2 separate regions of the Homo sapiens genome follow, and region 2 is linked to region 1. A link is an interaction called in ENCODE POLR2A ChIA-PET data of the cell type or tissue named here. Cell type or tissue: PC-9. All regions are shown on one strand. Links, peaks and the distances in the headings refer to the core of each region. The heading gives the core; the rest is flanking DNA. Region 1 overlaps RAB11FIP3 (RAB11 family interacting protein 3). Region 2 overlaps RAB40C (RAB40C, member RAS oncogene family).

The links. ChIA-PET counts read pairs that join two places held together with the same protein. Peaks named below come from ENCODE experiments on the same cell type or tissue, not always from the same donor. Only the 100,000 strongest peaks of a DNase experiment are listed, where the experiment ranks them.
Region 2: POLR2A ChIA-PET joins it to region 1 with 11 read pairs; 12 of 35 experiments call an interaction of 5 or more read pairs at or near these places.

What each region holds. Positions count from the first base shown.
Region 1 is chr16:516,489-520,868 of GRCh38, forward strand. RAB11FIP3 (RAB11 family interacting protein 3) reads left to right here. Exons shown (of 14, transcript NM_014700.4): 10 at 2,455-2,536; 11 at 3,266-3,403; 12 at 3,634-3,789; 13 at 3,971-4,111; 14 at 4,238-4,380. The coding sequence ends at 4,351. Among named protein-coding and RNA genes, the nearest start is that of LINC00235, 8.7 kb to the right of the region's middle. In PC-9, for the core only: no CTCF peak of the experiment used is centred there; no DNase peak of the experiment used is centred there.
Region 2 is chr16:619,750-624,129 of GRCh38, forward strand. All of the region lies in intron 3 of RAB40C (RAB40C, member RAS oncogene family), which reads left to right. Among named protein-coding and RNA genes, the nearest start is that of WFIKKN1, 9.0 kb to the right of the region's middle. RefSeq lists an enhancer at 1,952-2,705. In PC-9, for the core only: no CTCF peak of the experiment used is centred there; a DNase peak (open chromatin) is centred at 2,642.

The DNA of each region.
Region 1 (4,380 bases), core at 135-4,134:
GAACAGTTTAACAAACTCATAGTGACAGCCTTGGATTACAATCCAAAGCATAAAGTGCGTGAGTCCATATGACACAGATAAATTATCATCAACGAACAGAAAAGAGGGCCGGGCGCGGTGGCTCACGCCTGTAACCCCAGCACTTTGGGAGGCCGAGGCAGGTGGATCATCTGAGGTCAGGAGTTCCAGACCAGCCTGGCCAACATGGTGAAACCCTGTCTCTACTGAAAATACAAAAATTAGCCAGGCGCGGTGGCGGCCGCCCGTAATCCCAGCTATTCGGGAGGCTGAGGCAGGAGAATCACTTGAACCTGGGAGGCAGAGGTTGCACTCCAGCTTGGGCGACAAGAGCAAAACTCCATCTCAAAAATAAAATAAAATAAATAAATAGAGAAGACACAAATCTTCCTCACAGAGGAATTCCACATAATGTCCGCAGACACTCCCTCCAGGAGGCGGGGGCTGGACCCAGTGAGCGGCTTCCAGAGGACAGAGCGGGCGGGAAAGCAGGGACCTGTCAGAGTGCACACCTGGCAGGCAGACCTTGGCCAGGTGATCAGAAAGCCGTGCGGACGTCAGGACCCTGATACGGTGTGACGGGAAGGGCCCCGCACCTCTGTGGGCATCTTCCCAAAACCCATCACCCAGTCTAATTGCGAGAAAACACCAGACGGACCCAACGTGGGGGACGCTCTACAGACACCATGACAGGCCTGCTCGACACCGTCAAGGTCGGAAAACACAGGAAAGTCTGGGAGACTCACAGACCAGGGGACGGAGGAGACAAAATGCAGTGTGGGCTGGGCACGGTGGCTCACACCTGTAATCCCAGCTCTTTGGGAGGCTGAGGCTGTTGGAACCTTTAAGCTCAGAGTTGGAGACCAGCTCAGGCAACACAGCAAGACCTTGTCTCTGCAAAAAATTTAAAAATTAGCCACGTGTGGTGGGGCACACGTGTACTCCCAGCTACTTGGGAGGCTGAGGCAGGAGGATCTCCTGAGCCCGGGAGGTCGGGGCTGCAGTGAGCTGAGATTCCACCAGTGCACTCTGGGTAACAGAGCGAGACCCTCTCTCAAAAAACCAAACAAATGCAGTGTGGTTGCTGGATGGGGTCCCAGAACAGAAAGGGCACGCATGGGAAAGCCACAGTCTTCAGTTAGTGTGGTCTGCAGAGTGTCCCAATGTGGCTCTGTGACTGTGACACATAACACCACAGTGAAGAACAGTGACCACACCAAGGGAGGCCAGTGCAGGGCCCACGGGGACTACACTGTGTCTGCTACTTCTTTTTTTCTTTTTGATACAGGATCTTGGCCGGGCGCGGTGGCTCACGCCTGTAATCCCAGCACTTTGGGAGGCCGAGGCAGGTGGATCACCAGGTCAGGAAATTGAGACCATCCTGGCTAACACAGTGAAACCCCGTCTCTACTAAAAATAGAAAAAATTAGCCGGGTGTGGTGGCAGTCGCCTGTAGTCCCAGCTACTCGGGAGGCTGAGGCAGGAGAATGGCGTGAACCCGGAAGGCGAAGCTTGCAGTGAGCCGAGATGGTGCCACTGCACTCCAGCCTGGGCAACAGAGTGAGACTGTCTCAAAATAAGTAAATAAATAGATACAGGATCTTGCTTTGTCACTAGGCTGGAGCGCAGTGGCGGGATCACAGCTCACTGCAGCCTTGTACTTCCAGGATCAAGTGATCCTCCTACCTCAGCCCCTCAAGTAGCTGGAGCTACAGGCATGTGCCACTATGCTCGGCTAATTTTTGTATTTTTTTATAGAGATGGGGGTCTCACTATATTGCCCAGGCTGGTCTCAAACTCCTGGGCCCAAGCAATCCTCCCGCATTGGCCTCCCAAAGTGTTGGGATTACAGGCGTAAGCCACTGTACTCGCCTTCAACTTTTCTGTAAACCTAAAATTATTCCAAAACCCAAAGTATATTAAAAAAACCACCGTGGATGGCCGGCGGGGTGGCTCGCGCCTGTAATCACAGCACTTTGGGAGGCTGAGGCAAGCGGATCATGAGGTCAGGAGTTCGAGACCAGCCTGGCCAACATGGCGAAACCCCCTCTCTACTGAAATTACAAAAATTAGCCGGGCGTGGTGGCAGGCGCCTGTAATCCCAGCTACTCAGGAGGCTGAGGCAGGAGAATCGCTTGAACCCCGGGAGATGGAGCTTGCAGTGAGCTGAGATCACACCACTGCACTCCAGCCTGGTGACAGAGTGCGACTCTGCCTCAAGAAAAAAATAAAAAAATAATACTAAAACCTTCAAGGATTACGGAAAAGCTGTGCCCTGGAGCACATGGGTGGGCACATAAGGATTGGCCCTGGTCGTTTGGGGGCGTCTGTTGGTCACAGGGCGGCCCCAGCAGGGTTTCCCTGAGACACAGGGCACACTGGCCCTGTAGAGGCGAGCTTCCTGGAGTGAGTTTCAGCTTTGTTCTTGTGTCCCAGGCTACAGCAACTGGACGAGGAGAACAGTGAACTCCGGTCCTGCACGCCCTGTCTGAAGGCCAACATTGAGCGTCTGGAGGAGGTGAGCTGCCAACAGCCTGGAGCTGTGGCCAGTGGGGCCAGCCCATGCCCTGCCTGTGGGGCAGCTGAGGTAGCCCTGAGCTCTGTGCTGAGCGGGATACTGTGCTGTGTGTGAGGGAACGGGGCCAGCTCAGGGCCCAGGCCGCTGGAAGACACTGGACCGTGCTCCACCCACAGGAGCAGGGCCCAGAGGCTCACTCCTAGATGGACCCAGGGCTCTGAATCTGGGAATTGTCCTCCAAGGGGAAGGCATCAGCCAGCCACTTATGCCCCAACCACTGCCGACGTGGAGGCAGAGGCTACACATGGGGCTCCCACACCCCAGCTTGTCACTGCGAGACCTCCCTGCCCCCACCTCACCAGGTGTGCTCTGGGAAGCTCCCAGGAAGGATATTCTCAGAGCACTTGGGCCCTGACTCCCATGAACCAGAGGAGCCCGGCTGGAGGTGCCCACAGCCACTGAGTCAGGTCCTGTCCACACAAAGGTCCTTCCTGCCCCTCGTGAGAAACGGCCCTCGTGGCCTGCGTGTGCGCCTCTACCCAGAAGCAGGTGGCCTTGACCTCCACTGAGAGGCAGGAAGGCTCAGACCCAGCCCTGTCGCGCTCCAAGCACGGGCGCCACCGCGTTGCTGTTGGGAGACTCAGAGATTGGAGGGACAGACGGCCGGGGCAAGCTGCATGCACAGGTAGGTGCGTGACCCGCATCCAGGGCAGGTGTCCACCCCTGCAGGAGAAGCAGAAGCTGTTGGATGAGATAGAGTCGCTGACGCTGCGGCTCAGTGAAGAGCAGGAGAACAAGAGGAGAATGGGGGACAGGCTGAGTCACGAGAGGCACCAGTTCCAGAGGGACAAGGAGGCCACCCAGGAGGTGAGCACCCACCCTGCCCCACGCCCAGTCCTGCGCCCAGCCTGCCCCACGGGGAGCCTTTGTTTCCTGAGACGCTAGCTCTTGGCTGTGCTGCTTTGGGCATAGCCGCTGGTGTGTGTCGTCCTCCCGAGAGACGGCCAGATCAACCCTGAGGTTCTACAGCCAAGTGATGGCTGACGGTGGCCCCTGGGAGCCCAGGCCCCCCGGCTCACTGCACGGTTGCCCTGCAGCTGATCGAGGACCTCCGAAAGCAGCTGGAGCACCTGCAGCTCCTCAAGCTGGAGGCCGAGCAGCGGCGGGGCCGCAGCAGCAGCATGGGCCTGCAGGAGTACCACAGCCGCGCCCGGGAGAGCGAGCTGGAGCAGGAGGTCCGCAGGCTGAAGCAGGTGGGCAGGCCTGGGCCTCCCTCCCTCACACTCCTGCAGAAGCTTCCACAAGACTGGTTGGGAAGGGGGGGCCGTGGAGGGTCAGCATCTGAGCTGGAGGCCTTTTTCCCCGGGCAGTCCTTGTCCCTGCTCAGCCACCAGCAGGGGCCACAGCCCAGTAGTGATGTTGCTGTGCCTTCAGGACAACCGCAACCTGAAGGAGCAGAACGAGGAGCTGAACGGGCAGATCATTACCCTCAGCATCCAGGGCGCCAAGAGCCTCTTCTCCACAGCCTTCTCTGAGTCCCTGGCTGCAGAGATCAGCTCCGTCTCCCGAGATGAGGTAACACATCCCGTGTCTGCACGGTGTGGCCTGGGGTCCACAGTCTGCACTGTCTGTGCGCTGTGGTTTATGCGCTGTGGCCTGTGGCCCATGCGCCTCAGCTCTGACCACCTGCTTGCCCTACAGCTCATGGAGGCGATTCAGAAGCAGGAGGAGATCAACTTCCGCCTGCAGGACTACATCGACAGGATCATCGTGGCCATCATGGAGACCAACCCGTCCATCCTGGAGGTCAAGTAGAGGCAGGAAGGTCCAGCCTGAGCTGGATT
Region 2 (4,380 bases), core at 218-4,217, 100 kb after region 1:
GTGGGTCCGCTCTGGGCAGGAAGCTGCCCAGGTGCGAGGGGGATGGACACTGGAGCTTCGTCCCATGGCAAGCTCATTTCCTTCCATTTCTACACTGAAGTGTAGTCGGTGTTGGATCTGATGTCTTCTACCTGCTGGCGGTGGGTGGGAAGGACGCCAGGGCGGGCTGGGTCGCACCCTGTCCTGGGAGTTCCCTCGGAGATGTTGGCAGCTCCCTCATGGGAGCAGAAGGGCCTGCAGGCTCCGTGCCATCCCTGTGAGAACTGGAGCAACATGGCCGTGATTCGTGGAGCAGGCAGGTGGAAGACGGGCAGGCTCAAGGATGCATTCCATGGGCCCTGCCTGCTATTGAAAGAGGAGTTGGGGCTGGTGCGGTGGTTCACGCCTGTAATCCCAGCACTTTGGGAGGCCAAGGCAGACAGATCACGAGGTCAAGAGTTGGAGACCAACCTGACCAACATGGTGAAACCCCATCTCTACGAAAAATACAAAAATTAGCCGAGCATGGTGGCGGGCGCTTATAATCCCAGCTACTTAGGAGGCTGAGGCAGGAGAATCGCTTGAACCCAGGAGGTGGAGGTTGCAGTGAGCCGAGATTGTGCCATTGCACGCCAACCTGGGCGACGAGTGAAACTCCATCTCAAAAAAAAAGGAGGAGCTGTGTGGGTGATTTACATCTACAAAAATGCCTTCTTGTCTTCCTTTTGCTTTTAAGTATTTCGTGATTTTTCTGCAATAAACATATACTATTTTGGTATTAAAAAATATGGGGCGCAGTTATGTTGGATGACAATAAAGGGTTGTTGGGGAGATACTGGAAAAGGCAGCAGGGAGGCTGAACCTGACAGGCTCCACTGCGGGCATCCCAGCCCCCCCCGACGGGCTCCACCGCGGGCATCCCAGCCCCCCCCCGACGGGCTCCACCGCGGGCATCCCAGCCCCCCCCGATGGGCTCCACCGCGGGCATCCCAGCCCCCCGCCGACGGGCTCCACCGCGGGCATCCCAGCCCCCCGCCGACGGGCTCCACCGCGGGCATCCCAGCCCCCCGCCGACGGGCTCCACCGCGGGCATCCCAGCCACCCCCCCCGACGGGCTCCACCGCAGGCATCCCAGCTCCCACACAGGGAGGTCTGTGGGACACGAGGCCAGTACAGTCGTGATTTCTGTTCAGCTGCATGAGAACTAAAAAAGAAAAAAGCAGTTCATAAGCTCTGCATTTGCCAGGCTGAGGTCCTGGAAAGCAAGCTCTGTTATCATCTCCGTGTTCTTTCCAAAGCATCTGGCACAACTGGTTATGTCTTTGTTTTGTCTTGTTAACTCTGGAAATTCTGAGCTGTCATTTTCCACATGCGAGGAGCAGGTTACAGACCCAGGTGCACATGTTGGTCCTGGGTTGAGGGTGCCAGGTGCTTCCTTGCCCCGGGAGAAGCACCTGAGTCTCCAGGCGGGCCTCTGACCGCCGTGACTGAGCATTTGGGCCACCCCGGGAGCCCAGCCCTGTCCTGTGTCTCTCCTGCCTGGTGAGCAGCGGTGAGGTGCGGGTGCATCCAGCCGAGGTGCAGAGCCCAGGTTTGCAGCAGGGTTTCTCCCGCCGCCCCTGATGAGACACAGACTAGCAAGGACTGTCTGTCCCAGCCGGGATTTGTCACTCTGCCTCCCTCCGTTAGAGAGTGGAGAGGCCTGGAAGGTCCCCGCGGCCTGGGTCTTGCAGATGGCACCAGCAAAGGCCACCGGCCACTCCCCGCTGCCGTCACCTGTCACACAGCAGCAGTCCCGCGGCTCTTCCCGCGAGGCCCTTCACGTGCCGCCGAAGGCCGGGCTCCCTAGACTTCATGGTCGTGTTTGCATATTCTGTTGCTGTGATCTGAGACGGCCCCTCTCAGAAGCGGGTGCCACAACCCGCTGGTGGGATGAGTGGGTCACCCAGGTGCAGGTCCCTTGGTGTGTGGAGGGTGGGGTAGGCTCCTTGTAACTGCAGTGTGGCTGACGGGATGTGCCATCCTGTTTAGCTGAGAATTTGGGGTCAGCGGGCTTAGTGCCAGGAAGGCTGTGGCCAAGTGCCATGTCTGCTTCAGGACAAAGGTGTGGATTTGTTTCCCTGAGAGGGGGTTTATGTGGAGCGTGGTACGGGAGGCACACGTGCTGCTGGCTTGTCGGCACACAGGTGGGCGGGTGGATGTGAGTGGGCGCGGCTTGGCAGTAGCTCCCATTTTACATGTCAGTTGCTCCTGGGCAGAGCCTGGGTGCAGGGATGCAGGAGGAGGGCTTCACTCTCGCTGGCTGTACCTTGGGAGCTTCAGCCACATGGGTGGAAGGGGCATGTGTTTGTCAAAATTCATCAAAATGTTCAAACCTCGGATCTTTGTATTTTGTGCTTTGTAAGTTACAGCTCAGTAAAAAATGATAGCAAAAAGGACACCCACTCTTAGGCCCAGCAGTTCTACTTCTGGGAATTTATCGTGTAGGTCGAGTTGATCAAAAAAAGGTGTAAACGTGCTCAGATGCATATTGCCACCGTTACCCAAGAGCTGGCGCAGTACCAGTTCACGAGCAGGCGGGGGTGCTGGGCCTGAGCTCAGGGCGTGCGGGTGGGAGCAGCGCCAAGTGCCTCCACCCCCTTGACCCCGCCCGCGAGGCATGAGCGGCACCGTGGACACGTCTGTAGACGCTGAGGAAACTGACTGTCAGGGCGGCTCCTAGAGGGGCCTAGAGCAGGGCGAGCGCGCGTCCTGACTCATCCCCTAGAGCACTCGCTCGTTCTTTTGTTTTGTTTTTTGAGACACGGTCTGGCTCTGTCGCCAGGCTGGAGTGCCGTGGCGCGATCTCGGCTCACTGCAACCTCCGCCTCCCGGGTTCACGCCATTCTCCTGCCTCAGGCTCCCGAGTAGCTAGAACTAGGTGTGCACCACCGCGTCCAGCTAATTTTTGTATTTTTAGTAGAGACGGGGTTTCACCATGTTGGCCAGGATGGTCTCCATCTCTTGACCTCGTGATCCGCCTGCCTCGGCCTCCCAAAGTGCTGGGATCGCAGGCGTGAGCCACGGCGCCTGGCCGAAGTCGCTAGTTTTTTAAAAATCAGATCAGTTTTAGAAAACAGAAGGCAGTGGAAGAGTCTGTTTGTCCCGTGCTCTGCCCCTTGAGACACGCAGCTGAGGGTGCTTAGGGTGCCGTTCGTTAGGCGGCTGCTGGTCACCGAGAGTCTCCTTTTGGTTTCTCACTCCGTGGTCATTTGGGTCCCTGCGGCCTCACTGTGACCCACGCCGGAGCAAGCCTCCGGGTCCTCCTGTGCCATCGCCCCTGCCCGTAACCCCTACTCCTCAGACATGGCCATCCCAGGAAGTGGGGGCCCGCTCAGGGCAGCAGCCGGGAGGTGTGGCCAGGGCCCCCCGCGTCACAGCACACTTGGAGCCTGAGGCAGCCCATCAGCCGGGAGGCGGGCCTTCTGCTCTCTTTCTAGAGTTTTCAGTGTCATGCGAATAGGGGTGTTTGCCACAGAAAACAGGTCAGCATCAAAAGTTACCCCTCTCCAGCCTTTTAGCATTTGTTTTATGTCCATATAAACTTCTTCAGTGTAATGTGTTGTGTGTTCATACTTTTATTTTTTAAAAATCATGCTGGGCCGGGCGCGGTGGCTCACGCCTGTCATCCCAGCACTTTGGGAGGCCGAGGTGGGCAGATCGGGAGGTCAGGAGATCAAGACCATCCTGGCTAACACGGTGAAACCCTGTCTCTACTAAAAAAAAATACAAAAAAATTAGCCGGGCATGGTGGCGGGCGCCTGTAGTCCCAGCTACTCAGGAGACTGAGGCAGGAGAATGGCGTGAACCCGGAAGCGGAGATCGTGCGGCTGCACTCCAGCCTGGGCGACAGAGTGAGACTCCGTCTCAAAAAAAAAAAAAAAAGAAATCATGCTGGGCTGGGCACAGTGGCTCACACCTCTGATCCCAGCACTTTAGGAAGTTGAGGCAGGAGGATCACTTGAGGCCAGGGGTTCAAGACCAGCCTGGGCAACATAGCAAGATCCCATCTCTAAAAAATGTTTAAAAAAACTTAGCCAGATGTGGTGGTTCACACCTGTATTCCCAGCCACTCAGGAAGCTGAGGCTCAGAATATCAGGCTGCAGTGAGCCATGATCGTGCCACTGCATGAACCCCAGCCTGGCTGACAGAGTGAGACCCTGTTTCAAAAAAAAAGAAAATGCCATCCGCAGTGCTGGGACCTGCGTTCTTACCTCACCTGGGTTGCACATCTCTCCTTGGCCAGCATGCACGCTTTTACATGCACTGCTGCTGTCTTCAGCATCTGCACGGTACATTTCACTGCCGCTTACTCAGCTGTCCCCTGAGGCTGGACATTTAATTTGTGTCTGGCTTGTCGT